Linked DNA regions of Homo sapiens: all the other regions are linked to region 3. Evidence: chromatin loops called from intact Hi-C (ENCODE). Cell type or tissue: mammary epithelial cell. All regions are shown on one strand. Region 1 has its middle 38 kb from the start of EDN1. Region 2 has its middle 21 kb from the start of EDN1. Region 3 has its middle 110 kb from the start of LINC02530. Region 4 has its middle 6.9 kb from the start of LINC02530.

What was found. Peaks named below come from ENCODE experiments on the same cell type or tissue, not always from the same donor. Only the 100,000 strongest peaks of a DNase experiment are listed, where the experiment ranks them.
Region 1: it touches region 3 in a loop (4-fold over the local background); 5 of 110 quality-filtered maps call a loop at or near these places.
Region 2: it touches region 3 in a loop (4-fold over the local background); 5 of 110 quality-filtered maps call a loop at or near these places.
Region 4: it touches region 3 in a loop (4-fold over the local background); 3 of 110 quality-filtered maps call a loop at or near these places.

What each region holds. Positions count from the first base shown.
Region 1 is chr6:12,324,816-12,332,815 of GRCh38, forward strand. No RefSeq gene overlaps it. Among named protein-coding and RNA genes, the nearest start is that of EDN1, 38 kb to the left of the region's middle. In mammary epithelial cell, no CTCF peak of the experiment used is centred here; DNase peaks (open chromatin) are centred at 2,776 and 4,086; H3K27ac peaks cover 4,235 bases.
Region 2 is chr6:12,307,378-12,315,377 of GRCh38, forward strand. No RefSeq gene overlaps it. Among named protein-coding and RNA genes, the nearest start is that of EDN1, 21 kb to the left of the region's middle. In mammary epithelial cell, a CTCF peak has its summit at 3,916; DNase peaks (open chromatin) are centred at 3,964 and 7,014; H3K27ac peaks cover 1,959 bases.
Region 3 is chr6:12,468,323-12,476,322 of GRCh38, forward strand. No RefSeq gene overlaps it. Among named protein-coding and RNA genes, the nearest start is that of LINC02530, 110 kb to the right of the region's middle. In mammary epithelial cell, no CTCF peak of the experiment used is centred here; DNase peaks (open chromatin) are centred at 4,509 and 5,989; H3K27ac peaks cover 2,625 bases.
Region 4 is chr6:12,574,474-12,582,473 of GRCh38, forward strand. No RefSeq gene overlaps it. Among named protein-coding and RNA genes, the nearest start is that of LINC02530, 6.9 kb to the right of the region's middle. In mammary epithelial cell, no CTCF peak of the experiment used is centred here; DNase peaks (open chromatin) are centred at 2,068 and 4,488; H3K27ac peaks cover 3,213 bases.

The DNA.
Region 1 (8,000 bases), 140 kb before region 3:
CTCCTTTGTGCCTCCAACAAAGGATGTGGTTAGGAAATACAGGGAAGGAACCCCTCCCCACAGGCTGGTAGGTTATCTCATTGCTTTGAGGGGGCCCTGCCTTCTGCTGCCTTCTTAGTTTGTATTACCCCTAGGGGCAAGGCCTCTAAAGTGAGTAGGTCTATCACTTTCTGGGTGGTAGGAGTCCTGCCAGCTCATGGTGGGAGACTCACAGATGAGGAGGGACCTTGTCAACACCCTGGGGGTGGAACAAGACCTCACTCATTAAGCCTTTGTTTCAGAAGCTAAGCATCTAATTAGGATTTTTCTGGTGGAATTACAAGCATTTCTTTTTTAAGTGGTTTAAGACAAAGGACTGGGAATGGGGTAACAATATGACAATTTTTAAACATATAGTAGCTGCTGAGACTCAGAAGAGAGGAATAGACTCCCAGCAGGAAGAATTACTAAGCCCTGGATGTTAAGACTAAAGAAAATTGTGAGATTTTATTCCCTGGCTGTCTTAAAAAATATGATGCGTCATTATTTCTCTGCCATTTGCAAAATAAAGCCAGCCTGAAGGAAACGCACAAGGGATGGTTTCTTCATTCACTCAGAAGACACCTGCCGTGAGACAGGCAGTGTGCAAGATTGGTCTGGGGAATGCAAAGATAAATTGGATCCAGCCCTTACCCCTCACATGGCTTCTATTCTACCTACCAGGGAATCCAGTGACCATTTATTGAGGTTCCTTGGTATTATTTAAAAAAATACGTGGTAATATCAACAAACCCGAATTTAATGCTTGGCATTATATATGTCAAGATGAAGCTAGACACAAGAGATCTGCTATGCTTTGCAATGTGCCTTTTTAAAGACCCATCTTACCGACAACATGAGATGAGTGCTGTCTGTGCTGCTGCCTCGTGGCTGCCCTCCACCCCCAATTCTCTATCAAAGAGATGTTGACAGGGAGATGATGACAGTAGAATATATAACAGCCAATCAACACCTTTCATACAAAGCTCTGTAGCCAGATACCACAGTCAGAGGAACCTACCAAATTATGTATTTCATTCACTTTATGCTCAGCGCAATTAGACAAATTGCTATGGAAAGCATATATCCTGGAGTGACACCAAGAGCAACGTGTCCCAGGTGCCGAACAGAACATGGAGAGACAAGATCCCCAATCCCAAGAAGTTTCCACTGTCCTTGGAACACTGATAACTCCCCCTGGAGAATACTGCAGGTGATTTAATTAACAAAACAAGAGGAGGCTCAATGAGTGGGGCAAACTATCCAAGGATGAAGGGAAGAAGGAGAAAGGTGAGGGTTTATTACCATCTCAGTAAAGACCTATTGATAGTTAAAATTTCTATGCTGTACTTAGAAATGCTGAGTTCCTAGTGATACAGGAGCTAGAAAGAAACAATTTAGGCAGTTAGTGATGGAAAGAGAGTCCTCAGCAAAGCTTCCCTTTCAAAAAAAGCAGCCCCCAAATAATTTCTTTTCTAACAAAGAGCAGCCTGAAAAATCAAGCTGCAGACACAGATAAGCAAGCTAGAAGCTTGCACAGGTGAATGCCTGCAGCTGTGCCAATAGAAAAGGGCTACCTAGGAGCCAGGCATATCCAACATGGAGTCTTCATCTTCCCTTTCCTTTGTCACCACATGTGCAATAAGGGAATACACAACGTGGCACCAGCCATGTAGAGAACACACTTGAATAATAAAAGATTAGCGTAGGATGGCCAGTTTCTTCACGTGCTATGTAAATGGAACACCTGGTCCAACCAATCTCTTGTGTGCTATGTAAGTCAGACACCACCTCCTCAAGCTCATCTATAAAACCAGCCGCATCTTGCTGTGAACCTGGAAACCCATCTGGGACCCCTTCCTCTGCACAAGGGAGCTTTCCTCTTTCTTTCACCTATAAACTTCCGCTCTTAAGCTCACTCCTTGTGTGTCCACATCCTCGATTTCCTTGGTGTAAGATGATGGAGCTTGGGTATTTAGCTCAGACAATGCCGCCGCTTCACTAGTTTGTGTGCAATTTTACAAAGCTCAGCTTAAAAAAAAAAAATTCAACTGATTAGACCCAACTCTAGGAATTGCAGTTCATCAGACAATAGTAAGATAAAGATTTCTGTCTGTTTGGTTCTATTCTACCAAGGTTGGTTAAGTGACAGATTCTGTGCCAATGCTGAAGGTATGGAAATAAATGCGATTGCCTATTTTAAGGAAGTTTAAGTCTATTGGAAAACATCATCATGAACAAACAGAATTACTAACAGACTAAAAGAGATATATGCTAAATATAGGTGTGATGAGATAAAAATTTCAACCAGCAGAATTCTTTTTGGAAAAATACTTTTGTAAAGCAAAATTTAAAAAATCTCAGGATCGGCTGGGGACGGTGGCTCACACCTATAATCCCAGCACTTTGGGAGGCTGAGGTGCGTGGATCACGAGGTCAGGAGTTCAAGACCATCCTGGCCAATACAGTGAAACCCCATCTCTATTAAAAATACAAAAATTAGCCTGGCATGGTGGTGCGTGCCTATAGTCCCAGGTACTCAGGAGGCTGAGGCAGGAGAATCGTTTGAACCTGGGAGGCAGAGGTTGTGGTGAGCCGAGATCATGCCATTGCACTCCAGCCTGGGCAACAAGAGTGGAAGAAAAGAAAAGAAAACAAAACAAAACAAAACAAAAGATCTCAGGATCTCCAAACTCCTTAAGCAAAAGGGAAGGTTTAGCCTGGAGGTTGAGTCATGCAGCACCCTCTTTCAAATAAATAGCTGTTACTAGCATTCCTCATTAGCCAGGTCTCTGGCATCTGCAAAGGACTGCCCCACAGATCATTCATAGGGAATTTCTTTTCTGGCCTCCCATAAACAAGGTCATGCCAATTGTAACTTTAGGTCTGCAATCTAAGTCTAGCTCCTAAAACTAACATATGATAATATAGAATACAGGCCTGTCTTCCCAGGTGCAGAACAAAGACAAGACAAGAAACTTCCTGACTTTTCCTTTACTCCCTTTTTTCTCTGCAAACATTCACCTTATCTTACATAAAATGTAGATTTATTGGGTACTAACTAAAGTCTCCCTAGAATGTAACCATCCCCCTTACTGCCTGCTTGCCCCCTCTTCCTACATGTCTTCTCCCCTTAAAAAAAAGTATAAATACTATACCTCCTAAAAACCCCTTTGGAAAAATAGCCACAGATGTGTCTGTGGCCCACGTTTTTCCAGGTGTGCTGTAAAGCTGGCTTAATAAACCTTGTCTGATTGAGACTTTTGCCTCAGTCTCACTGAGGTTCTTACCTTGTTCAGATGAACGGTGTGAAGCAGGAAGGGTGTGAAGCAGGAAGGGAGAAGGCAAAAACACACTCAAGTAACAACAGATGTCTCCGATATTGCCTTAAGGGGATAATAGATCTTGTTAATGAAAGGGAACTTCATTTTCTGAATACTATGGGGGATTTGATGCCGTGCTTTTTGAAAGCAGAAGCTGGGGCAGAGATGAACATCTTTGCATAGCAGAGAGGAAAGCAATCTTAAGTTGATAGGAAGCAGGGATGCAGGAAGAAGAGAGATGTCTACCAAAGAGAGGATAAGGAGAGCATGAAGGTCAAATGATGCCTCCGACATGGTGTGCCGCCCTGATTGTGATATAGTCTCTCCCTCCTGTCCTCATGAAGACATCTTCATAAAGTAGGCAATGATTGCTGCGGCTTTTGTGTATCTTTTTGAGGAATTTGGAGTTCTCTCTGGGTTGGTGGGAGGAGCGACTGAGCAAAACAGCCTGCATGGACTCCACACCACTAATTATTGCCAACATCATCAACTGTGTGCTGTGCAAATAAGCTCCTAACAGGGCTCTGCTCTTTCACCCTGCTTCTCCAATGGTCTTTTCTCCACTGAATAGCCTAAACAAGTTAAACCCTAAGTTGAATTGCATACACCTGCTCAAAACTCTTCAGTAGCACTCCTTTCATTTAAACAAAATTCACTTTCCTAGCCATGGTCAACAAGTCCCTACTTGAGAGGTTCCTGGCTTCCTCTCTGAGCTCATCACCTGCCACTCCCCTATTTCTTACTCAGCTGCAATCTCATTTTTCTCCTCTTTGTTGTTGAGCACTTGAAGCTGTTTCTCACACCAGGCATTTGCTTGCATTTACCATTTGCTCTGCTGGGATGCTCTTCCTCCGGACGCCCACCTGACTCACCTTTCTTTCTAGCAAGTCTCTTCTCAAGTGGCGTCTACTTGGTGATCACATACCTGCTTCCCCCTTTCTTAATGAGCACCCTCCACTCTCACTCCCTACCCCCTGACCTGTCCCTTTTCACAGCATTCATATGTTTGTTCGTTATCTGATTTTCCCATGCTGGAATGTAAATCCCACTGGAGCATGGGCTTTGTCAGTTGTGTCATGCTATGTCTCCAGAGCCTACAATAGTCCCTGACACAAGGTAGGTAATTAATAAACACATATGGAATGAATGAGGTTGTCTAGGGAGTCTCACTGTTTTCGCCCAGGCTGGAGTGCAGTGGCGTGATCTCGGCCCACTGCAACCTCCGCCTCCCGGGTTCAAGCTTTTCTCCTGCCTCAGCCTCCTAAGTAGCTGGGATTACAGGCTCCCACCACCACGCCCAGCTAATATTTTGTATTTTTAGTAGAGACAGGATTTCACCATGTTAGCCAGACTGGTCTCGAACTCCTGACCTCAGGTGATCCACCTACCTCGGCCTCCCAAAGTGCTGGGATTACAGGCGTGAGCCACCGTGCCCTGCCTGATGTGTTTTGTTTTATTCAAGAATTCTTCATAAGGGAGTCAGTGAGGAGAGGGTGGGTCTGGCCTCTTCCCTGGGTCTGTATAATTGGACTCTGGAAAATGGAATTCCAAGCCAAGGGCATCCTGGGAAGGCTTGTGTGTGCACACTCACCCATGAGGCCTGCCCGTCCTCCTGTGCTGTGGTGCTCAGACGGCTTCCTGTGCAGGTGACTGACTCAGGGCTCTTTTCACTGGGGACCTAGATAACAAATTGTTCTTGTGACAACTTAGGGAGCAGAGCAGAGAACAGAGTGAGAAGACAGAGGGAGAAAAGTGGTGGAGCTAAGAAAGGAATATGAAATATGATTTTTTTTAAGGCAGCCAGGTAGAATAGAAATGGGGGAGGGTGGTGGGTGCAATATCTCATGCCTGCAATCCCAACACTTTGGGAGGCTGAGGGGGGCGGATCACCAGGTCAGGAGTTCAAGACCAGCCTGGCCAACATGGTGAAATCCGGTCTCTACTAAAAAATACAAAATATTAGTCGAGTGTGGTGGTGGACGCCGGTAATCCCAGCTACTCGGGAGGCTGAGTCAGGAGAATTGCTTGAACCCGGGAGGTGGAGGTTGCAGTGAGCCAAGATCACGCCACTGTACTCCAGCCTGGGCGACAGTGCAAGACTCCATCACAAAAATAAAAAAAGAAATGGGAGTTGGGGTAATTTTCACTCACTTCTCCACTAGAGGGTTCCCCCTAACCCCCTTCTCTCTGTTTCTTTTACTTGTGTCACCAATTATAAGAAGACACAGAGCAGTTGCTTGGACCTTCTTCTTGCTGGATCAGAGATGCTTGGGCCACAACTTTAAAAGTAGAAATTGATGTGTGTGACAATGATAATGCAAATGGCTACTAACTGTTGAGTGCCTCCACTTCTAAAGCTCAGTAGAATGCCCTTATGTTATCTCCAATCTTTACAACAGTGTTAGAAGTGGGGGATTATCCCATTTTACATATAAATAAATTGAGTCTCGGGAAGCACTAAATGTATCTGGATCTCTCTGTTGCTTGGAAACATTCGTCTTTGGTATTTTCCCTTTCCCAGAAGCTCACGTTCAGCCTTGAGCAGAGTCAATAGTTACTGTAAGTGGTGATGAATTGAAGGGAAGGTAGAAAAGCTTCAAGGACGAGATTTGAATTATCTTTGACAATGTAATAGTGTGCAACCCTGTACTTTAATCTGCCTGGCAGATTGGAGTTGAGGAAGAGGCGTCAGATAGCAACAGGATGGAGTCATAGACAGGCATCATCCCCTACCTCACCTCAACCCCTATGTTAGAAGGACAATACTATGTGGTTAAAATGTGTGAACTATCAGACACAAGAGAACTTATTTCTTTGGGGAATGAGGTTGGGGTGTTAGAGCTACAAAGGAGGCCATGCAGCCAGCATTGAAGTCAGTTGATGGGAAAAAAGGGGTTGAAGAAAATATCTCAAAAAAAGGGGTTGGCGAGAAGCAAAGATCTGTTCTAAAACCAACTCTTCATTACTCATCATGCTGTGGCCCAGAACAAAAAAAGGCAGGGGCCATAAAATTGCAAAAGAAATCTTAAAATCTCATTTTAATTTTGAATTTCCTCCAGAAAATGTGCTTGGAAGGTTGCTAAAAAGCAGCTACATCCATAACTTCTATTTTACCCTCCTGTATTTTTCCTTTCCCTTCCTTAAAATAAAAATGGACAATCCTTAACACAGCATTTTTTTTCCCATCAACTGACTAGAGGGATCTGAGGTTATTCCAAGCTTTATCTGTAGAATAATCAAGGATTGGTTGCAGTTTGGGGTGAGGGGGACAGCCTACTCTCCAGTGTTTTGTGCATGGCTGAAGGCGGTCTGCTAATATGTGAGCACATAAGGAGCTTGCTAATTTGTCCATTAAAAGATTTGTCAACCAAACAGCCTACCACACAAGAACTGCCCTAGGCTTCAGAGCCAAGAAGTCAAAACAAACATCAGTGGGGCCCATGGATTTGGGTCACTGAGATAAAAGGGAAAAAATTTATTTTGGTGCCTGGCTTGTGTTATCCCATCCCAGGCTGTGGCTGTTGGCTTTGACTGCTAGGAAACCAAGCAGCCAGTCACAGTTCCTGGGTAAGTGGACCCAATTATTTACTCGTCCCTTACTTCTTTTAAATCTCTGAACCATTCATTCATTTGCCCCAGCTGATTTCCTCTGTACCTCTAAAAGTTGGGTCTGAAGGGAGTTTAGAGTGACGCTGAAGAATCTCAGGTGCACTAGATTACCACTGACTTTGCTATTACTTTGAATGTAAAAGAAATGCTGTTGTTAATGCAGCTGATAAGCCCCTGGCAGGCTGGACTGAATAACCCAGAAACTCCTAACATCTAAGGTCTAACACTTTCACCTACTTGGGCTTTTATCTCACTGTCACCGCCTATTTATCCTCCATTCAGCAACAAGCTCCTTGAGACCTGGTATTCCAGCACCCAGCACAGTTCTTGGCAAACAGTAGGAGCTCAACAAATATTTAGTGAGTAAATGGAATGAGATTGTGCAGATTCCCATGATGTCACCTCATGAGGTTGCTCAAGTAGGCAGATCCTCTGAAGCATTCTAGAAGGGCGAATGAGAACCTTGGGGCAGGGACTCTATCTCATTCATCCCTGTATCCTGGAGCACACCGTTTGCTTAAGAATGAATGAAGCCCTGTCATTGCTCAAGGGATGGGAGTGGGTGGGTGATATGTTTTGGGATAGTCCCACCCCATCCTCAGTTTGCAAGGTCCTCAGGAGATCCTGCATCGGAATGTGTCAGAGAGGTCCAGCTGTTGCTAAAAACCTCCAGAGGGATCCAAATGGGGGGCACTTTCCACAGACCACGTTCTCGTTTCTAAACTGCTGGCAACACAAGCAGACTTGAGGAGGTAGCCAGTGGGGCAAAAGTCCTAGGCTCTGTTAGCCAACTGGGGGACAGAAATAACAGGAACAGGAGGAATGGCTTTAACAATCATACTTTATTATGATTGCAGGAAAACCACCCAGGAAACACAGGCCCGACTGTTCATAACTCAAAAACAGGAAATGGACAAAACTTACGATAAGGGGAAGGATAAATGATTAGCTTAAAGGGAAAAATAGGCCCAAGGCTCATAAATGTGCCGTGAGTTTACCTTATGTAAGACCTTTTTTTTTTTTTTTTTTTTGAGACAGAGTTTTGCTCTT
Region 2 (8,000 bases), 160 kb before region 3:
CTCGTCAGCTCATTCAGTGCTATGTAGTTAATTTGTATTCCACTCAGTCTTGAGTGAAGAGTCTCATGAACCCCTTTGTTTCTTGGCTAGAGTTCTAGGAATCCTAACTCAGTCCACTGGTATGTTCTCAATATTGTTTAAGTGACACCATCAGAAGCCAGTACCCAAAAGTATCTGGCAAAAGTGAAGGACAATCTGGCATCATCCTTTTCTACAGGGCTTTGAGAAGATACCACGCCGAGGACAAGCACTATGGCCTCTAGCTGATTTGCAAAGACTGAGATGCATCAGAGTAAAACAAAGACTATCTGTAGATGACAAAAGACATAAAGTGGCACTGTGGTTAACTTCTTACTGATAATTTTCAAAAGTGAAAGATCTGGTGACAGGTCATTAGAACAATAATGCAACTGACAAGGAAATCTGGCTGTTCGTGTGGAGTACAAAACAAGATCAGGAAGTCGATCCAAAAGGTTTTAGACAAGAAGATAATTTCCCCTGTTTTCAAAGAGTGGCTATTACATTTGATTTATAAAATTGGGTTGTATTAGTCCATTCTCAGGTAGTGCTATAAAGAACTACCTGAGACTGGGTAATTTATAAAGAAGTTTAATTGACTCTCCACAGGTTTAACAGAAAGCATGGCAAGGAGGACTCAGGAAACTTACAATCATGGTGGAAAGCGAATGGGAAGCAGGTACTTTCTTCACAATGGTGGCAGGAGAGAGAGAGAGCCAAGGGGGAGGTGCTTTTAAAACATCAGATCTTGTGAGAACTCACTCACTATCATGAGAATAGCAAGGGGGACGTCTGCCTCCACTGAGCCAAACTGTATCACGGGTAAACATTATTTTTACAGAGAAAAAAAATCTTGATAAATAACTGTAATAATCCTGACATAATATACCATGAATATATCAAGCATATAGTTAGAATATACCACGAATATATCAACAATATATTCTGAATGAGTCTGGAGTACATCCTAAATATCTATATGTTAATAAAACTCCATAGGGAGGTGATATGTATCCCCATTTGAAAATCACTGGCCTAGAAGATTCTAGGTTCAAATCAAAGAAGCAAAGTTGTGACCAAGTTAATATTTTTAAAAATAACTGAAATTATGACTGATAGCACTGTACTATTGTATAACATTAGGCACAGCAGAACTAGGACCGTGACAAATAGAAACATATGAAGAGTGATGGTATGGACAATTCTTTAGGGATTTCTACAGCACACACTTTCTGAAATATTAAGAACACACATTTTAGCTAGAGAAAGCTAAGCAAATCTGATTTGCTAACTCATCAGTTGTAACATATCAAATACACCTAATTATTTCCAGCATCTCTCTTTTTCATCTTTGTAGATAAAAGTAAAAATCTTGTTACTTTTCCAGGCCCCCTGCCCTTGAAAAATTACAGAAATAGTTTTAGGTGCAAAAGAAATCATTAAGATTGTGTTTGGGGAAGACAAACACCAAAAGTTGTTAGGCGATTTGAACACTTGGTCAGGTAAGACTATGGGTTACTGAGAAACAATACTTGGCTACGTATTTGACTAAAACAACAGTAAAAAATTTAAAAAGTAAATATAAGAGGTAACATGATTTTAAAGAAGCTTAGCTCTTTCCTAAGAAACTCTGTTTTCTTAAATAATCAAGGACATTGTTGTGGTTCGAATGTTTGTGTCCCCCCAAAAATTCATATGTTGAAAGCTAATTGCCAATGTGATGGTATTTGCAAATGGAGCCTTTGGGAGGTGATTAGGTCATGAAGGCAGACCCTCATGAATGGGATTAGTGCCCTTAGAAAAGAGGCCCAAGACAGCTTCCCTGAGCCTTCTACCATGGGAGGACACAGCGAAAAGGCACCACCTATGAGCCAGGAAGCGGCCCTCACCACCAGACATTGAATCTCCTAGTGCCTTGATCTTGGACTTCCCAGCCTCTAGAACTGTGGGAAATAAATTTCTGTTGTTTATAAGCCACCTAGTTTATAGTATTTTGTTATAGTATCCCAAACAGACTAAGACATGATAAAGTCAGCATAAACCAGGTTATTCTAGTAAGACACAGACACTTTGTTTTCTAGGCAGATTGCACAGAAGATAAAGAATAACCATTTACAATCTTTTATCAAAAGCAAACCAATAATCCAAGAAAAAAATTCATCTAACAGAAAGAAAACAAAATTCTAGTTTTCTAAAGCTCTTTTTTTTTTTTTTTTTTTAAAGACAGAGCCTCACTCTGTTGCCCAGGCTGGAGTGCAGTGCTGTGATCTCAGCTCACTGCAACCTCCACCTTCCAGTTTCAAGTGATTCTCATGCCTCAGCCTCCCGAGTAGCTGGGACTATAGGCGCACACCACTGCGCCTGGCTAATTTTTGTAGTTTTAGTAGAGACAGGGTTTCACCATGTTGGCCAGGCTGGTCGTCAAACGCCTGATGTCAGGTGATCCACCTGCCTTAGCCTCTCAGAGTGCTGGGATTACAGGCATGAGCCCCTGTGCCCAGCCTCTAAAGCTGTTTTTGAAAATTTTATATGTATACCCATTAAACTTTACCTAACTTTGGCCATGACAAAGAAAATTCCTTTTCTGAGAAGCTCCTATACTTTTCTGTGTTCATGTGTATCCCTACTAGTGTAACTTCTCAAAATGCCAGAAATTCATTAATAGATATATACAGATTTTTACCACATAAAATAAGAGGCAAATTATATAAACTTAAAATGATGTTTAGCAATTAACGTTCAGTATTCTGCTTTTCTCAGAAATGATCTAGGCAGCTACTGGATATCCATTCATTAACTCAATTTATTATTGGCCCAAGGTTTTAAGTTTCCTAAAGACTTTGCAAATTATCTTCAAGCTGACACATTGTATAACATAATTACTGCTGAAATAAAATTTGTCAAAATAAGTCTTCAAATTACTTAAACACAAATTCGCATTTTTTCATCATTTTAAACATTTAGTAGAAGTGATGCTAGCTTCCTCAATTAGTAAATCTGTATAAGTTTAAAAAATATTTACAAATATAACAAAATCTGTGCTTATGCAATATTTAACACTGATAAATCAGAGAAAACTTAGCTGTATTTATTAAATCAAAATTATTAAGCTAGACTCATTTGCCAAAAAAGTACCTAAATTACATAAAATTAGATTTCTAAATTATTTCTGAGTTAATATCTATAACAATACCTTTTTTAATCCCCACACTGAAAGTATTAGAGGTTCAATTTTCTTAATTTCTTTCTCTTCATAAAGGGATATTCTTAATAAAGGAATATTTAGTCAATATAAATGCTTATTTATCTCTAAGCAAATCAGACTAGAGATTCTTTAAGACATTTCCTAATCTAGCTTATTGATATTATCAGGAGATAGAAAAATATTATACACTCACACGATGAGAAGTAAAGGACTTTCTAAATACAGACATACTCACAGAGAAAGCTTATAATTTCATTTCTAAAATTTCAGTCAGATGTCAAATATAAACCAACAAATACAAAACCCGCCAGTCCAGATATTAACTTCCTGGTTGGCATAATATTCTTAATAGATTTGAACTAAAAATAGACAGACAGAGAGGAGATTCTAGCTAAATTCTGTCACCTTTCACTCAACAGAGACAATTACCTCTATAAACCATCAGTTGCTTAAAGAGATCATCAAATGTTCAGACCATGAAAATAAAAGTTGTCGCTAGAAATTGAGTAAGTGCTCAGGAAAAGTAACAATCAAATCTACTGTGCTACTGATGAACAAAAGTCACATGAGTTGGACTCACCTTTGGGTCCCCGAATCTGTAGTCCGGAACACAGAGGGCTCCAGCTGCCTAGATACCCCTGTGGAATAACAGAGCTCTGAAGTGAGGCCCAAGCTATTCAAGTTATTGCACCCAACAGAGGGAGTCCTTGTAAGGAGAATGGGGTAAGAAAGGGAGCCTGGTCAGCACAAATGTATCAGGAAAGTGGCTCAAGTGCAGTAAAATGACTAAGAGTATGGTCATTGTATTCAGATATACCTGGATTCAAATCATGGCTCCACTGCTTATAAGCCCCTTGGGAAGCTATTTTACCTTCCCAAGTCTCCATCTATTCATCTATAATATGGAGATAATAATACCTACCACACAGTGTGATTGTAGATTACCATTCCATATGAAACTCTGGAGACCGGCCCTTTATTCATCACACAAACCCTTCACCATATGACCCTAACTTACTTTTCCTGTTTTTGTTTGTTTGTTTGTTTGTTTGTTTGAGACAGGGTCTCTCTCTGTTGCCCAGGCTGGACTGCAGTGGCATGAACACAGCTCACTACAGGCTCGACCTCTTGGGCTCAAGCGATCCTCCCACCTCAGCCTCCTGAGTAGCTGGGACTACAGGTGCACACCACCATGCCCAGCTAATTTTTTTATTTTTTGTAGAGATGCGTCTCACTTTGTTACCCAGGCTGGTCTCAAACTCCTGGCCTCAAATAATCCTTCTGCCTCGATCTCCCAAAGTGCTGGGATTACAGGTGTGAGCCACCATGCCCAGCCCTCCTGTTTTATCTTCACCCTACATTGGTACTATCGTAGGGGAACATTTCTCAAATTTTGTGTGCAACAGAGTTAACCTAGAAAAATTGATAAAATGAAGATTCCCAGGTCACAAACCCCAGAAATTAAGACCTAGTAAATGATAGAACCTAGAAATCTTTGTTTTAGCAAGAACCCAGGTGGTTCAGACATAGGTGTTTTTTAGATTATGTTTAATTTTAAAAATATACCACGTGAGCAGCCGGGCGCAGTGGCGCATGCCTGTAATCCCAGCATTTTGGGAGGCCGAGGTGGGCAGATCACGAGGTCAGGAGATAGAGATCATTCTGGCCAACATGGTGAAACCCCGTCTCTACTAAAAATACAAAAATTAGCTGGGCGTGGTGGCGCACACCTGTAGTCTCAGCTACTCAGGAGGCTGAGGCAGGAGAATCGCTTGAACCCGGGAGGTGGAGGTTGCAGAGCTGAGATCACGCTACTGTTCTCCAGCCTGGTGCCAGAATGAGACTCCATCTCAAATGTATATATACACACGTATATATACATATAAGTGTATATATATGTATATATGTGTATATATACATATATTACATATATAACATAACACATATATTACCTCTATAACATACATATTACATATATATTACATAGATGTTACATATATTATATATACACGTATACATATATCTATATATACACGTATATATAGATATATATAAAATGTTAGCTATTCCTCACCCTGGCTGTGAACTTTCGTTTCTCTCCACCCAGGCTTTTGAAATGCCACTTTCTCATAGAAGAATGGCTTTTCTTCAAGGTTCTGCTGGTGAGCTGTTTTTTAAATGTGTTCTCTTCTGTGAGGCTTTCCTGGACTTCTCAAGGCAAAAAGGCTTTGTGGTCTCTCCTCTGGTATTTGTTAACAAGTCTGATTCCCCACTTGACAGAGAGCTCTTGTAGGGGAGGCACGGCATCTTTTTTTTATCTCTGTGTTCTCAGCATCCAGAGAAGGCACGCTTTGAATGTCTGTTAATTGAGATGACAATCCCAACCCCATATTGCAAGGAGAATGATTGGAATCTCTCCCATACTTGGCTTTAAAGTCATCTACAAGCCTGAACTGAGAGTCTTAGAGACTTTCAGGCCAGAAGGTACTAAGAGGTTTGTCAAGTCACAGACTGAAGAAAATATTTGCAATACATATATCTGATAAAAGACTGGGCATCTCTCTGGAATATCAGTTTCTAAGAAATGGTGCTAACACATCCTTATAATAAATCAGAAAAACGGTGCCTGGTAACTCAGGTTTCCACATGCAACTCCTTTCATTACTGGAAATAAAAATTGTTTTACTTTGACCAAAGTAGATGATGTCTTCCAGTATAAAAAAAAAAAAAACACTCCTCCCCAGCATCAACCTACCTCTGTTGTTTTTGTACATGAATATGTTATTAGCAGCAATGACAGACGGCTAACATCTGAGTCCAGCCACTTGACAATCATTCGAAGTCAGCAGGAACAGACGTGCTGAAATAAAAAAAGACGAGATGAAGTGCTCTACCTAGGGAACACCGCCTTGCAATATATACGTGTCACTGACCTCTACTTAGGAATGTGAGTGCAAATTGTCCTCTGGCTATGGGCAACAACATAAGCCACGAAATGAAAGAGCTCCAAATAAATTAAAATGATAAATTTAGCGATTTAGTGTGAACATAAAAAGCTTTACAACTTCACGAATTAAAAAAACAGTTTCAATGTTAGAAGTCAAGAGAGCAGCTCCCTTTAGGGGGTGGGGTGGTAGTGGGCAGAGGAGAGCCTGGGGGACTTCTGTCTTCTGTTTCTTGGTCTGGGTGCTGAGAACATAGGCGTGTTCACTTTGGAGGAATGCTCCAAGCTGCACATCAAGATATATGCTCTTTCCCGTATGTGTTATGTTTCAAAAAAGCTTACCCCTTCCTCCTCTCAAAAAGCATTTTTTCCCTTTCATTTTTTTATTTCTTCTTCTTCTTCTCTCTCTCTCTTTTTTTTTAACTAGATACACGCTGAACAAACAAAATATGCAAAGAATAATAGTTTGAAGGGGTGCCAGCATGCTAGCGTGCCTCTGGAAGCGTACATGCCTTGGTCTGGACTGGGCATCAGATGTGCATTTTCACTTGATGTAATTCATTTCCTTGTTCCATGACCCAGCTTTCCTCTTTGGGGTAAAGGCCCGTCCAGCATTTTTCTTGGACAAGGTCTCCACCTTTGCTGCATCCAGGGAGACTCCTTCAGTGCCACGGTCCTGCCTCAGGTTAGTTTCCTTGTACGTGTTGCCTGGCTTTGTCAGGTCTTAATGCCATCCTGAAGCTGGTAAAATGAGCCAAGTGACTTCATCTCTCATGGCACACCTTGAGGACATTACTTGGGCACAAGCCAATTCACTGCTCACAGCCCGAGAGACATTTTTTTCCCATGAGCTAGCTCCTCTCCTCCTCTCTCACAAATAACTTCCTCTATGGGAAAGGACACATCAGAGAACAAGGAGCATTGTAACGGGTGAGAAATATGCTTGACATGGGGAAGGAGATGCCGTCCTCACTCCCTCCTTCCCCACCCTCCCACACTCATCTGTCAACTCTAATTTCTCACTAATGCTTGGGTTTCACTCTAAGCTCCCTTTGCTTGCTCGTGCCCACCAACAGAAATATCCAGGAAAAGAAAGAGCATCAGGAATGACTGGCCTGTGTGCAAGCAATTCCTTGTTGTTGCTGACTGCCTTCTGCAGCTTGGCGAATTTGACTCTTGGAATGCACGGACAGAAGTAGCATTTTTCTCTCCACCAGAAGTCTGACACTGACCATGTCAATGAGCGTCAATTGGCAGTACGTGTGTGTTGGTTGACCCTTTACATCAAGACCAAGCTAAGCATTTGCTTTCCTTTGGTCAATTCCACTGGTCCTTCCTTTTGGTCAATCCCATCGCTCTCTGACCCAGGGCCAGAGGAACATAGCATTTCTCCTAACTTGGACAATGTTGCAACACCAAAAAGGCTTGTACTGAAGTACGGAGGAGGTAGATGTGAAGAGTCATCCTTTTGTCAGATTGCAAAGGTGTTGCAGCCCATTAGTTTCAGGATGTTTTTATTTTGTTCCCTTCCAGTAAATGTTTTCAGAGATTTTGCCTCGGGTTTTTAAAGATGTTTTATAAGTTATGGGTCTCTTTAAAATTTTTAATCATCTTAATGAGGTATAATTTATATACAATAAAATGCCTAGACAGTGATCCCATTTGATGGATTTTACAATTATATATACCCATCCAAACCAAGATAGAAAACACCTCCTTCACCCAGAAAACCCCTCATTTCCTTTTCCAGTCAGTTCCCTCACACACACTCACTCCTGCCCTACCCCCAGCCCCACTAGAGCCTAGGAGAAGTCACTGTTCTGATTTCTTTCA
Region 3 (8,000 bases):
GTCAGCTCTAGCCATTTTGTGGGTTGCAAAGATTTTTCTTTCCTGTTATCTCCCGGGATGTTATCTCCAGGAAAGAAGAAATAAGCACAGACATGAGAAGTCATCAGCAAAAGGCCTTCTAGAGCTCCAGGTGTACTTTATTATGTTGTGCTGATTTTGCAACAGCCAACATTCTTGTGGACTAAAACAGTCACTTCGAATTCCATTTAATCTAAAAGCCAAAACCTCTGCCAAAGAGAGATTATGGCTGGAACACAGACCTTAATAAGGTACATAACTAGCGACAACAACAGAAGTTAAACTGTTCTTTCTTCTAGGCATCCTTGTTAGTATTTGTTAAATATTACCATTTAAAAACTAGTTTTATAGGAGAAAAAATATATTTTAATTCCTTCTTTGGCTGTGAGTGAGATTGAATGGTTTTTTATGTTTGTAACCTAGTTATCATGTTAGTGACCTAGTTATATGTCACAAACCAAATGCCTGCCCCATTCCCTTTAAAATTTTGTTAATGCCCTTTGCACATTTTTAATTGAATTTTCATTTATATTTCCTTGTTTGCACATTTGTTCAATATGCAAATATTTATTTTTTATATTTTAAAATTGACAAGTAAATATTGTATATATTTATGGTATACAACATGATGTTTCGATATTTGTGCACATTGTGGAATGGCTAAATCATATGCATTACCTCACATACTTATGTTTTTGTGGTGCAAACACTTAAAATCTACTCTTAGCAATTTTCAACTATATAAGATACTCTTATCAACTATAGTCCAACATGACATACCATAGATCTCTTGATGTTACTCCTCTTAACCAAAATTTTGTGTTCTTTGACCAATATCTCCCCATACCCCTGTTCTCCAAACTCTAGTGACCACCATTTTACTCTCTGTTTTTATGACTTTGACTTTTTTAGACTCCACATATAAGTGAGGTCATGCAGCATTTGTCTTTATGTATCTGGCTTATTTCATTTAATGTCCTCCAGGGTCATCCATGTTGTCACTCATGACAGTATTTCCTTATTTTCATGACTAAATGTTATCCCATTGTGTATATACACCACATTTTCTTTATCCATTTATCTATTGATTGATACTTAGATTGATTCCATATCATGGCTATTGTAAATAGTGCTGCAAAAAAACATCAAAGTGCAGATGTCTCTTTGATACACTAATTTTCTTTCCTTTGGAGAAATGTCTGCTTGTGGGATTGCTGGATCATATAATAGTTGTATTTTTAATTATTTGAGGAATTTCCATACTGTTTTTCATAATTCCCATATTAATCCAAATTGCCACCAACAGTGTACATTTCTCTTTTCTCCACATCCTCAACAACATTGGTATCTTTGGTCTTTTTGGTAATAGCTGTTCTAACAGATGTGAGGTGATATCTCATTGTGGTTTTAATTTGCATTTCCCTGATGATTAGTGATATAGATCATTTTTTCCCTTTTTACATATATTCCTTATAAACGTATGCATATTCCTTATAAAATAAAGTGGCCGGGTGCAGTGGCTCACACCTGTAATCCCAACACTTTGAAAGGCCAAGCTGGGCGGATCACCTGAGGTCAGGGGTTCGAGACCAGCCTGGCCAAACTGGTGAAACCCAGTCTCTAGTAAAAGAACAAAAAAATTAGCCAGATATTGTGACGGGCACCTGTAACCCCAGCTTCTCGGGAGGCTGAGGCATGAGAATCCCTTGAACCCAGGAGGTGGAGGTTGCAGTGAGCCGAGATTGTGCCACCGCACTCCAGAGCGGAACTCCATCTCAAAAAAATAATAATAATAAATAAAACAATAAACTAATCCTCTGATAGATATCTGAATTTGTTTAAAGAGAAGTTTAAAATTTCAGCATGTAACCATCACTTGGGTTCCAAAGGGGATTGGTTCTAGGACCCCGTGGATATCAAAATTCAAAGATGCTGAAGTCCCTTATGTAAAATGAAGTAGTATTTACATACAATCTATGCCTATCCTCTCATATGCTTTCAATAATGTCTAGCTTACTTATAATACCTAATACAGTGTAAATGTTACATAAGTAGTTGTTACGGCATATTTCTTATTTATATTATTTTTATTTTTACTGTTTTTATTTTTAATTTTTTGGAATATTTTCGATTGGTGGTTGGTTGAAGTCATGAATGCAAACCCATGGGTCCAGAGAGCAAACTGTCCTTAGGTTGATCACACTCTTTCTTTCTAATTATTTTCTATCACGTCTATTCTTAGTGTATTTTCTGCATTGCAATCTGCTAAACATACACTCCTATTTTCTCCTAGTTTTTGAAGCCTTTAGGTTATATTTAATTTCTTAATACATCTGGAATTTATTCTAGTCCCTTTGTGAGTTAAGTTCTAAGTGGAATTTTTAAGATATCAAATTAATTGTCCCAGTGTTTACCAAATATGCCTTCTTTCCTCATTGATTTGTGACCTTAGCAAGAGCAGGCCTGAGAACTACACAGGCTTATGTCCTGCTGTCAGCTCCTTACAAACCGAGTGATCCTGAGCAAATCCCTTTAACCTCTCGGCTCTCAGTTTACCCCTTTGTGAAGTAGAGGTAATGATAGCCAACTGCTATGGTCACTGTGAGGATGAAGTGAGAAAATGCAGGCAGAGCAATGTTCCTGGTAGGTCACTAGCGCATTTGGCGGTGTTATTAGTAATAGTAATCGGTCTCCCTCTCTGTAAGAGCTAGTAATGGAAGCTCTGACACTGGTCTGCAGGAGAGAGAAAACCGTCTCTCCCCTGTTTCTTCCCAGCCCATTCCATCTCTGACCTCATCCCCTGCTGCCAGCCTACCCCATTCCCTCCTCTCCAGTTTCCAGGCTGCCTCTGCACCAGCCAGGCGCCTTCTGCCACAGGCTTCACTCTTCTCTTCCAAGTCCCTGGATGTTTCCCCAGTTCACACCTGGCTTGCTCCCTCACCTTCAGAGAGCCTCTGCCCAGCTGAAACCTTCTGACTGGGGCCTTCCCTAAACCCACCCACTTAAGTTTGGACCTCCTCAGTGCCCTCTCTCATCCTTCCTTGTTTATTTTCCTCTACAGCAGTTACCACCTCCATATAGTTTGCTTCTTTGTGTATTATCTGTCTTCCCCGACAACAGAAATCTCCCCAGGGTCAGGGCTTTTATCTCTGTTGTTCATTAGTGTATTCCCAGGGCCTGTAATAGAGCCTGAAATGCAGCATGTGTTCCATGCATTACTGTTGAATGAATGAATTCTTGAACATTTTACTTTATATTGTTGTAACCTAACAATCTGTGGGGGTGGGGGTGGGGGTATTATCAAACCAGAGAGTAGAGGAGGTAAGAGATGTGACAGAAGGAGGGCAGCGAGCACCCTCTTAAGGGGAAGGCTTCATTGGAAGCACCCTTCTGGAAGCCCCAGCTATGGAAAGCGTCTGTGCAGACTTGTTCATGTGTCCGCCCTCTGGAGAAGGGGACTGGTGAGAACTAAATGGTCAGCCTTGGTTTGATGAAAGAGAAGCAGGAAAGGAGAAGCAATGGCCCTTCTGTGAGTGGGCATTGTCTCTGAGTGGGGGTTTTGCCTATTAGAGCCGTTAAATAACATGCATGCTAAGTTATGGACTATAGTGATAAAACATTCGTCCTAGTTTGTTAAATGCCATGAGACAGAAGACTCTGTAACTTAACACCTAGCAATCCTATGTAGCACAATTCTTAACGATTTCTATAAACAAACCTGACTCTTAGATATTACCTATTTTTCTGCACACTGTGAAACATCCAAGTGTTTGACAACTGCAAGTTGCACTAAGTCTTTTGGCATCATCTTGATTTCGTGACATTCTCTACATGACTACTGGGAAAGTTAGATTTGCTCTTAGTTTTCTTTTTACACAGTCACCTGGGGGCTCAAGAGATGTCTTCATGCTTTATTCTAATGTTCTCTTTATTTTACTGTGTTTACTTAACAAAATTGAAATGCTCTCCTGCACGAACTATACTACCAAAAACCTTTCAAAGGAATTCTTATCACTCCCATGAACTCACGGACATGGGTTCCCAAAGACTCAGAGCTAGGGGAGTTTTCCTCTGCGTCTTTGTCCTATCTCTTTCCAAACCTACGTAACCTTGTTTAGTATGCCTTGTTTTCACTTCTCCCATTTCCAGACGATTCAGAGCAGAACTCCAAAACATTTTCCTCAGATTTCTATGTTCTTGGATGACTAAAGAAGTTTTAACAGTGAAAAAATAAAAATAAAAAAAAAGAGGGAGGGAGGGGTATGACTTCACTCTCTAAGCTGCAAGTCTTTTATAACCCCTCTTGGACTTGAGGCAGAGCAGACTGGCCAAAGAGAGCATTGGCTGTTGCCTTAGCAACTTCCTGACTCACTGGCTACTTGCCCTGCGCAGAAGCCCTGAAGGAGCTGAAACCATGTAACCTCCATTAGAAGGCCCTCTTTGGCCCATGTTTACTGTTGAACACCCAGTGAAGATGTGGTTTTGAGGAATGAGAGACAACCAGTGATTGCCTGCCCATACATGAAGAGGCAGGTATTTCAAAACCAGGATGCCTTGCCTGATATAAGCACAGATGAGTCACATGAGTTGGCCTTGGGGACAAAAACTTGTTGAGATCATACGAGCCAGTTGGCAGCACAGTCCCTGTGTCACTGACTAAGGGGTTCTCTGTGTCATACTGATTAACGAAGTTTCGTCGTGTTCCCTAGAAATGGTAAAACAATCCACAGAAGTTCTCGTTTGCTCAGTGGATGGGCACATAAGTTTGTTGTTGTTGTTGTTGTTTTTGAGATGGAGTCTCACTCTGTCACCCAGGCTGGAGTGCAGTGGTGCGATCTTGGCTCACTGCAACTTCCACCTCCCGGGTTCAAGTGATTCTCCTGCCTCAGCTTCCCGATTAAATGGGACTACAGGCATGCGCCACCATGCCTGGCTAATTTTTGTATTTTTAGTAAAGACTGGGTTTCACCATGTTGGCCAGGCTGGTCTCGAACTCCTGACCTCAGGTGATCCACCCGCCCCAGCCTCCCAAAGTGCTGGGATTACTGGCGTGAGACACCGCGCCCGGCCATTAGTTTTTATAAGTTAAGTCTTGCCTTGATGTTCAGTTCCTGATTGTTCAAGCACGAGAGGCATTGATTAGTATAGATAACCAGACAACAGGCATTTATTTACTAGGTCTCATGTTGTTTGACTTCTAGTCTCAGTTCTGTGATTATTGTGAAAAATACAAAAGAATTATAAAACACAGTCTCAGGTTTTAGGGAGACTGAACTCAAATTAACATCAGAATGATGAACAGGTGGTGGAGAAACAGCCCCAAGGCTTATTTGCATGTCAATCTCCATGGCAGAGAAGGGCCTTTGAGGAAGAGGTTTGCACAAAAAGGCTTAAGTTAGAAGTGGGGAAAAGCTAGACTTGGAGAAGCCATGCTTGTCCCCCAGCCTGGCCCATGGACTAGGTGAGAGGATTCTCGAAAGAGAACCTGAACAAAAATAGGAAGAGGAGACTTTAAGATATACAAAGGCTGGTGCAGAGCTGCTTTGAGGCCTCAGTGACAAAGAACAGGACACAGTAGGGACAGGGAGGGAATGGGGAAAGGGACATTCCCCTCATGTACACTTGGGGTACAAATAGCACAGCTTGGGTGCCCCACAGGTCTGCAGCTGGGGAAGCACATAAGATCAAAACTCTGGCAGTGGATCCAGGTACTGACAGGCACAAGCAGGCAATAGTGGGCATCACATGTACCAGTGTGGAAGAGCAGGGAGGGCTGCTGCTGAGCACATGGGAGGACCACCAAGGGAACCCTACAAATAACTGGGAGAGATCTGGGGTGGTGAGCGAGGTCCTCGTTGTCCAAGTAGGTGCAGTGAGCCAGTAAATTTCACCTTATTACTCAGTGTTACCTTATTTGCCCCCACATGTTGGAGCTGATTTGTCTGACCTGATTTTTGGAGTTTCTCCAACATGTATGAAGAAAACAGTGGTGAGGCAGTTCTTTCCAGGACACAGCTTGTCAGAGAAGGGGCATGCTGGGTGGAGAGAGAGGAGAGGCTCAGAGTCTGTGTCAGTCCTGAACAAGTGAAGTGAATAATGTGAACGTCATTTTTCATTTCTATGACATTTGCCCTCCTCAGAAGATTTTGGTTACTGAAATGACTTAAGATGGTTATAAATTCCCAGACTGAAAGAGAATAGGAACAGAAGGAAACATTCTGATAGAGGTTAGGTAACATTGGTAAAGTGGACTATTGCTCTCACGTGAAGTACTGTATTTACTTAAAGGGGAACTTGGCTAGGTATGGTGGCTCACTGTCATCCCAGTGCTTTGGGAGACCAAGGCGGGTGATCACTTGAGTCCAGGAGTTCAAGACCAACCTGGGCAACATAGCAAGACCCCATCTCTACAAAAGAATTTTAAAAATTCACCAGACATGATGACATATGCCTGTAGTCCCAGCTGCTTGAGAAGCTGAGGCAGGAGGCTGACTTGAACTCAGAAGTTCAAGGTTGCAGTGAGCTATGATCGCACCATTGCATACCAGCCTGGGTGAGACCTATGTCTAAAAAAATAAAAAATAAAGTGGAACTTTCCAAGTGACCTCAGACACTGTGCTGATTATGGCCACCCTCTCTTGCTGGCCAAGTAAGACAAAGGTTAACAGGTTGATTGCAGTGTGAGCAAGGCAGGTTATAAAGGGGAGATTCAGTTAATACATGCCACTCTCAATCATTAACAGCTGCACATAAAAGTATGCATCTTCTAATCAAGAGATCAGATGGCTCACGCCTGTAATCCTAACACTTTGGGAGGCCGAGGCCAGCCTGAGATCAGGAGTTCGAGACCAGCCTGGCCAACATGGTGAAACCCTGTCTCTACTAAAAATACAAAAAATTATCCAGGCATGGTGGTGAGTGCCTGTAGTTCCAGCTACTCAGGAGGCTGAGGCAGGAGAATTGCTTGAACCTAGGAGGCAGAGTTGCAATGAGCCGAGATCACACCACTGCACTCCAGCCTGGGCAACAAGAGTAAAACTCTGTCTGAAAAAAAAAACAAATTACCATGTGAAGAAATGATTTCACCTGTTTAAATAAGTCCTCCAAACTCCACCTTTGTTTTTCTTTTTTATCTTTTGACATTTGATCTAAATCATACTTATGTTAATACAAAGATCAGAAACCTGGAAAAAGATGGACAGGTAGGCTGCTCCTGTTTCTTGCAACTTCCGCAAGCTTGAAGATGTCTAGAATTGTCTATGGCTGATATGTTGCTTTTGGAAAATCTATCATCAGAATATTAAAGCCAATGTGTAAGAAAGAACTTTTATAAACTATGTCATCCTCTGCTTCCCTCTGTTACCTCCAGAAATAACTGTGTTTTCAGGGATATTTTACTACTGTTTCGGGAATGAAAAATCAGTTGCTAAATTGACATAGTCACACTTTGGGAGGCCGAAGCAGGTGGATCACGAGGTCAGGAGATCGAGACCATCCTGGCTAACATGGTGAAACCCCGTCTCTACTAAAAATACAAAAAATTAGCCGAGCGTGGTGGCGGGCACCTGCAGTCCCAGCTACTTGGGAGGCTGAGGCAGGAGAATGACATGAACCCGGGAGGCAGAGCTTGCAGTGAGCCAAGATTGCGCCACTACACTCCAGCCTGGGCAACAGAGTGAGACTCCGTCTCAAAAAAAAAAAATAATAAAAATAAATAAATAAATAAATAAATAGACATTCATTCTTCTGTGAAATATGATTTCAGATCAAATAATAGATTGCATCTATAAATAAGATCTCAGAGGAAATGTTTATGTTTGGTTCATTATTAACAGCACCTCTTCAAAATGATACGATTTTATGTCTTCTGTGTGTCAAAAACTGTGAAGAAGAGTGTAATATTTCACCTTGCAAGCTAACAAGTGAACCTGCCACAGTTTCATGGATGCTGGCTGTGTTAGTCCATTTTGTGTTGCTATAAA
Region 4 (8,000 bases), 110 kb after region 3:
ATTTTTAATGACTTATGAATTTTTCAAAAGGCACTCGTGTTCCAAGGAGCACCATTTGGAAAAGGTTCCCTAAGGAGTTTATTCTTTATATCAGTTATTTTTGATGACAACAAAGGGGCTTGTTGGGGAAAACCACAGCTGCTGTCTGTAATGAGAACGACATGCAGTTTACTCTGCCTGTGTCATTGGTACACTGTCTCTCCTTCCTGAGAAGCAGACACCAACTTGTAAGCAGGAGGGTAAGGGAGTAGTTTTTAGGCTAATTTTTATCTTTTCCCCTTCTCCCCCACACTTACCAGTCTTGCCTGTCCTTTTTTGTAGTGGAGTACTCATTTCCAGATTCTCATCCCATATTACTAAATGTCAACAAATTATTAATATGTCCTTTAATAACCACAGAAATGAGTTGTTGCTTATTGTTGAATCTGTTAATCCTTTCAACTTGTCTGTGTTCTCTCCGTAAGATCAATATTCTGTGATATTTGAGAGAGAATGAAAGAGACATAATACCTGCTCTCTTGATAGTTTTTTCCCTTTATCCCCTAGAATATTTTGTGATGATTAATAACCCATGTCTTCAAGTTCTTCCCGCAACTACCTTCATTGCCTTATCCCATAAACATGTTCAAGTCTCCTTTGTGCTAAATCAAACTCTCTTGACTCTGCTTGGTTATAGCATTGTTCTTCTCATTCTATTTTCGGCCAAATTTCTAGGAAAAAGTTATTTCTACTGTTTCTACTTATACCTCCAATTTATGCTTCAGTCCCCTACAATCTAGTTGATACCACATGCTTGTCCAACCCACTCTACTGGTATTGTTCTACGAACACCAATAACCATATCTCTGTCGTCATCCTGCTTGATTTTCCTGCTGCTGTAAATCCATTAGCCAGAGTCTTCGTGAATTCTATACTCTCATGGTTTTAGTTATACCACAGCTTCTTGGTTATTCTCATTCTCGGTCACTTCATGAGATTCTCTCTGTCCATCCAGCCTTAACTTTGGTGTTTCCTAGTGTCTGTTCTTGTTCACACTCCTCACTCTACTTGTTCTTTCTGGAGAACTTATTCCATTCTCAAATATTTAGCCTCTTTTTGTTTGCTGATGACTGGCAATTGCCAGTCTTTAGCATGGGCGTCTCCCCTGTATCTCAGACTCATGGAATCAAATGTCTCCCCAACACCTTTATCTGGATGCATAACAGGAACTCACACTCAACATATTCAAAATAGAATTCTTTATTCCTTCCTCCTATCTCACAAAGATTTACTCTTCCAAAGGCTAATCCTTACCACAGTTGATGGCAACATCATAGTCTTTGTCATCCCCTACAGAAACCTGTGTTCCACCTCCACTCTCCCTGTCACCTTCTTCTCTTTTCTTTCTGTCACCTTCAACATGAATGGGTCACTTAACCCTTTCAGTTCTATCACCTTGCCATACAGAATAGCCTCTGAACGGTAGTCTCGCTCATTCTAATTCATTGGCCTGTTAGAATAATCTATCGAAAATATAAATCTTGCTAGAAACTGGTGTGAGATTCTGATAGGCTACTGTCTACAGCAGCAGTGCTCTTTCAGGTAGGCTACAAATTCTTCACTTTTTCAACTACTTATCTCTGTGAGACTGGATTTTTTCAGACGTTTCAACGAAATCAACATAACACAGCAGATTGAATGCAGAAACAGATTTGAGAACCCAGCTGTCTTCTGTTAAGCCAGACATTAAAGAGACTTGCAAAAATATAAAGCGATGCCACCCTTCTCACTAAATTTGTTTCTTGTTTTGGAAAATATAGCTTTTTATAAAAATATGTTACTTAGGTTAACATGTAATAGAATTGCTTATTGTTATTTTAAAATGAAAGAATAAATAAATATTTTTAAATGCCTCAGTTGTAATGTCTAACACAGTAAATAGAGATTGATGGAACTCATGTATACCAAGTTAACTGGAACAGACAAGGCCTAAATTTTGTTTTTAAAGCTGATACACTTATTCTGTTTATGGCAAAAAGCCTACCAGCCTGTATGAGTCAGCATCACTTTATTAATTATGAGTGGGCCCCTTTCCACCTTTAGACTTGAAGCTAAAACTGAAATGCTTAGGTCATTAATCTTTGTACTGCAATGTTCATGTAAGAACTCATGCCTGTGGAATTCTCTAACTGAATCAGCAATTTCAAGAATTTTGAAGAATATTCTACTAAATGTCCCACAGGCTTAATACCTTTCCAACCAGTACGCGCAACACATAAATAAAAATAAATCAGCATGATTTGCTAACAAGGACTTAGCCCTGATCTGCTTTTACTACTAAACGGGAATGGAAGCCATGCGTGCTGAGAAAAACATGTCTGGTTACACAGTTTATAGTTTACAGAGTTATTAGTTTCCAGTTATGATGCATGAGGATCTGAAAGTAATGATATATGTATAATGATCTGAAAGTAATGACATTCTTCTATTGATAAGAAGAACAATATCATGATTCTGGTTAATATGCATATATGTACATAGCTATGAATGTGTACAGGTATGGGGATGTGTACTGTTATGTGTATATGTATGGGCATGAGTGTGTACATGTGTAGGACTATGGCTATGCATCTGTGTATGTGTACATGGACAGGTATGTGTTTGTGTATGTGTATGGGTATGGACATGCATGTATGTATGTGTATGGCTGTGTGCATGTTTATTGGCATGTTTATGGCCATATGTCAGTGCATGTGCATGGCTACAGGTATATGTATATGTGTATGTGTGGGTATGGGTGTGCGTGTGTCTGTGTGTACGTGTATAGCTATAGTTATGTGTATATGTACAGGTATGGCTGTGTCTGGGTATGTGTATAGCTATAGGTATGCAGTAATACCTGGGTAAACAAATCTTAGGGGGTGGGCATGGAGATAGGTTTCATTCCTGACAACAAAATGTTCTGTTATTCCTTAATCTCCTTCTGCTTATTACCCTATGTTCCTCCTTTCTCTTTTCCCTCCCTCCTTCCTTTCTGTCTTATTCTTCCTCTATGTCCAGCAGCTCCCAGTCTTAGCTTTCAGAGGCTGTCTGCCCCAGGTCATGTGTGGCTTCTGGGGAAAGGAGCCTACTGACACTCCTCAAAGTCAGCGGGCCTGCATTCCAGGCACTGCTGCTCAGAATGACGCAGGACCCTCGCAGCAAGGGATGGCCTGCGGCTCCCAGGGATATGCTAGAACACTCAGATGCAATCTGACAGGCAGCTTCAGTGATTTGAAGGAATTCACAAAGAACGTTTTGCCCCTCCTGGGTGAGTTGAGCTCCCTGAAACTGTCACTCTCCTTTCCCTCCATTGCTGCGCAAGGGCAGGTTGCAGACCCTAACCCACACTCTTTAGACAAAAATAGGGCTGTTTATTTGCCTGAGAGACACAAGGGTTTGAAATGTCTTAAAATTGTCCCTCATCATATGCCATTCAGTTAACCTTCTCCCAAATCTCACATCCCCATCCCCAGAAAAAGGAAAGAGGAGGAGAAAGAGGAACAGGAGAAGAAGCAGATAGCACTGTAATCTCCTTAAGGTAACAAAATATTATCTATTTCATAGTGAAAAGAGGCACTGAATGACATCGACTGTTGAGTCTCCTTGCATATTTGGGTCTGATTTTTATTGCTTCTGTGAAGGAAATTGATTAGAGAAAAAATGAAATCCTACTCCTCTCTATTTTAGTGTAAAATGTGCCCAGAATTTTAGGTTGATAAACAACTGAGATGTATTATTTTTTCAAGGCAAACATGTCTTAGGCTTCCTCCTGCAGAACCCTTGTAAAGTGAATCATTCTCTGAGTTTACTTGCCTCATATGAGTGATTTAATCCTAAGCTGCAGATGAGTATGAAATTGACTTTTTGAAAGTAAATTTTGTGTTTTATGTGTTTCATGTTAAGGACTGGCTGCTAAAAAAAATCATTGACATTTGACTCATTAAAATTTCCAAAATGTGCATGTGCAAGATTTTGAAGGTATAGGTCAGGTTATTCAAGTGTAACTTAAGCCATATGCCACAAACTTCTAAGAATCCCATTGAACAAAGATGACAACATTATTACAAATAAATAAATGAAGTCAAGAAAATTTACATTAATCATCTTAAGTCTACTTTGGATTTTGAGCCCAATAGTTTATCCTTAGGGCAATTCTTTCTCTCTCTCTCTCTCCTTTTTCTCTCTCTCTAACAAAGAGCCAGAAAATCACTTGTCAGCTTGAGAAAACCCATCCAGAAATATTCACCAATTTGTGTTTCTCAACAATAGGAGAATTGGCATTGTTAAAGAATGTGAAGACCCCTCCTAATTTTAGGTGCATGTCTGGGCATTCTGAGGTTTGCTCATCCCCTGGGCAACCCAGAGCATAATATTTTATTGTGTTACGTCCTTTAATGGCTTTGGGTTTGCACTACACCAGCATAGCGCACCCTAGTACTGCTGATTTTCAATGACTCAACAGGTTCAGACTCATAGACAAGAATTTCAGAACCATCGCCCAGGCCTGAATCAACCAGGACTAAATCCAATTCATCACCTTGCAGTGAGATTTGTTTATTCTTGTTCCAAATGTGGTTCAAAGAAAAACAAAACCTAGGGAATCTTGGTACAATTTGTCAGCTTGCAAATAGCAATTATTTTAATGACACTATATAGAATAGACTCGGTCACCCTGCCACTACTAGAATTCTTTTGACTTCTTTTACTTGACCAAGAGAGTCAGAAACAAGTCATCAATATTATTTATTGTTCTTAAAGAAAAAAAATGAATAATATACAAAGCCTTTCAGAAAAAAAAGATGGTACATCAGAATATTCATAATCCTTCCATTGTCTCCGGTTTTTGTTATTTAATTCTTACCCTGTTTATGGGTGCTCTTTGGAGCCCCATTTGTGTTTATTGGCAGGAATTATCTCAGGGAACATCTGTCTCATATAAATCTCCATTGAATTTTTTGGACCTTGGTTGAAATGGTACTAATCATATTATTGATAAATTACCACATATTGTATCATTCAACTGCAACTCTATTCTGGGAGTAGTAAATCCTGAAACTCTGGAAGTGGTCCCATTGACAAATTGGGTGTTGGGGTCCCACCAGTAACTCTTTGCAATTTTTTTTGAGACAGGGTCTCGCTGTGTCACCCAGGCTGGAGTGCAGTTGTGCAAACACTGCTTAATGCAGTCTCAACCTCCCAGGCTCAAGAGATCTTCCCACCTCACCCTCCTGAGTAGCTGAGATCACAGGGGCCACCATGCTTGGCTAATTTTAAAAATTTTTTTGTTAAGGTGGGGGTCTCCTTATGTTACCCAGGCTAGTCTCAAACTCCTGGCCTTAAGCGATCCACTCGCCTCGGCCTACCAAAGTGCTCGGATTACAGGCATGAGCCACAGGGCCTGGCCACTCTTTCCAAATTCTAACATCTCTAGTGAATGCCATTTTTCTCACTGACTTTGAAGATGATCCTTCCCACCACTGATGGAATAAAATCCCTAAGAAGGGCAGATGGGTATGGGGGATGGGGGATGGTGAGGAGATAGACTCTTCCCCAGCCACAACCGAAACTCTTACTGCCCCTGACTATTTCACAGTACAGCAAGGACACCATAAACAACCTATGATTTCCAAAGGGTGCTCTACCTTTGCTTTAAAGATAAATTTAAAAAGAATCTTTCCAACCTCTTGGAAAGAATTACTGATAGGCAGAAAAGTCTATTAGAAAACGCCACAGCTTGGAAACCATGGAAAGTTTCTGTTTTTGTGTGATTTGAGCTGGTCAATGTTGTGGAGTAAACTGATAATTCTTCTTCCCTGCCAGCATTAGGAGAAATATCCTTTAGCTTCTTTCAAGAGAGCGAGGCCCGCCTCTGAGCTTAAATCAACTACCTCAGGACACTGGATGATGCTCTCACTGTTTATAGAGACGGTTGGAAACAAGTCTTGCAAGGTATTTGGATAGAACTGACTGTTGTGGGTCAAGACCACAGCTATACAAATTGTTATTTAAAAACTATGACATCAATTGTGGTATTTCTTAGTGTTAGAGTGAGATATTTTTTTTTATGTCCTTTTGTGGGACAATGTATTTGCTAGCCATGAAAACTCTCACACAGCTTGTCCAAACACACTTTGCCTGTGACATGCAATCCATCTTCCTTCAACTGAGGTAAATCATTTCTCAGAAGTCTACAAGAAGCTCCAAATGAGGCCAGGCACAGTCGCTCACGCCTGCAATGCCAGCACTTTGGGAGGCCGAGGCGGGTGTTATCAATTGAGGTCAGGAGTTGGAGACCAGCCTGGCCAACACGGTGAAACCCCCATCCCTACTAAAAATACAAAAATTAGCTGGGCGTGCTGGTGCGCGCCTGTAATCCCAGCTACTCGGGAGGCTGAGGCAGGAGAATCGCTTGAACCAGGAAGGTGGAGGCTGCAGTGAGCAGAGATTTTGCCACTGCACTTCATCTTGGGCAACAGAACAAGATTCCATCTCAAAAAAAAAAAGAAGCTCCAAATGCCAATCATGAGTAAAGAGATAAGCCATACTTAAACTGAAGTTTGGTTGTTTCCATGAGCAGGTAGGTTACTAAAGTGAACATCTTGGAGATCCCATACAACACATGGATCAACAGAGCCGCTGATGAATTAAACACTCTGGTATCTGAGCATACAATGTTTTGTTCTGCTTGTGATGGCAGGAGTTAACATTTGAGTCTATTGAAATTCAAATAGGGCCTCCCTTAGCAATTTATCCATGTCTATCTTTGGGATTTATCTATCTCAGTTTGTGTCCCAGTCATATATGAGTCCCTGCTCTAACTCTAACCAGACAATCTCTAACATGGATATGACTGGTTAGAGACAATAATACCCATGTTGGCTGGATACAGGTCTGAATTCCTTTTCCTTACTCAGTATTACTCTAGTAAGAAAGAGTGCATACTCTTGGTAAATAAATTGTTAATGAGTATAAGTAGATATTGTCTGAAGAATATTTTGTTTCTTCTAAACAGGCATACATTTATACAGAGAGACATATGTTGATGACTACATTCTTAGGACTGAGAAACTTTTTGTTCCTGTTCCTGGGTAAATGATATTTAATTTATTTTGGAGAAAAATTTCTATTATTGGTTTTTCACACTTTCAAAACGCAGGACAGACACAAGGAGACAGACTGGTTGATTTTTGGAAGTAATTTGATGTTTCTCTAATATTGGCCTTAACTTCCAATTGATGTTTAAGCTAATTTTCTTTTAAAAGAGAAGTTAGTTACTGCCTCCCTTAAAAAAGAAAAATAAAACTCCTAAGAAACCTATCAAAATATCAAAATACTTTATATAATTAATTACAAGTTAATAGTTATAGCCAATAATTAAAATTGTAAATCTTAGATGTATTCAGTGATCCTCTGAAAAATGTAAGCTGAAATTTCACTTCTTTATTGGATTGCTCTCTGTTCTACCAGGCTTTGTCTAATTATCAAAAGAAAAGTAATATAAACTATACTTGATTAAACATTGTGGACAGAACGAAAACCCCAAATAATTTCTTTTTACCATGCAGCTCCTAAGGAAAAATACCTTCAAAATGCTGCAAGCACAATTTATTTAAATCACGCGACTTCCAGGTCTATTGCATCCAACAGATGGAGAGGACTTTTTGCCCTGTCCAGACAGACACCAAGTTTAAAAACATGTTTAAAAAGCCCAAGCACCTTTTTGATCTAACTTTAAAAAGCATTGTCAATGTCAAGAACACGGTGACTGTGGCTTGTTTATTATGCTAGGAGGAGTCTTCTATGTTGTATTGTTTGTGTGGTATGAAGTGACATTGTATGCCTGCTGTCCCTCTGGGACCCTCATGAAAAGGAGGTATTTATGTCCCTGCCTGTGCCCGTAAATGAATTGCCCCCTAAAGTAAATATAATATATAAAGCTATGTCTGGCTCCAAAGTCATGCTATGTGCCTCCCTCTGGC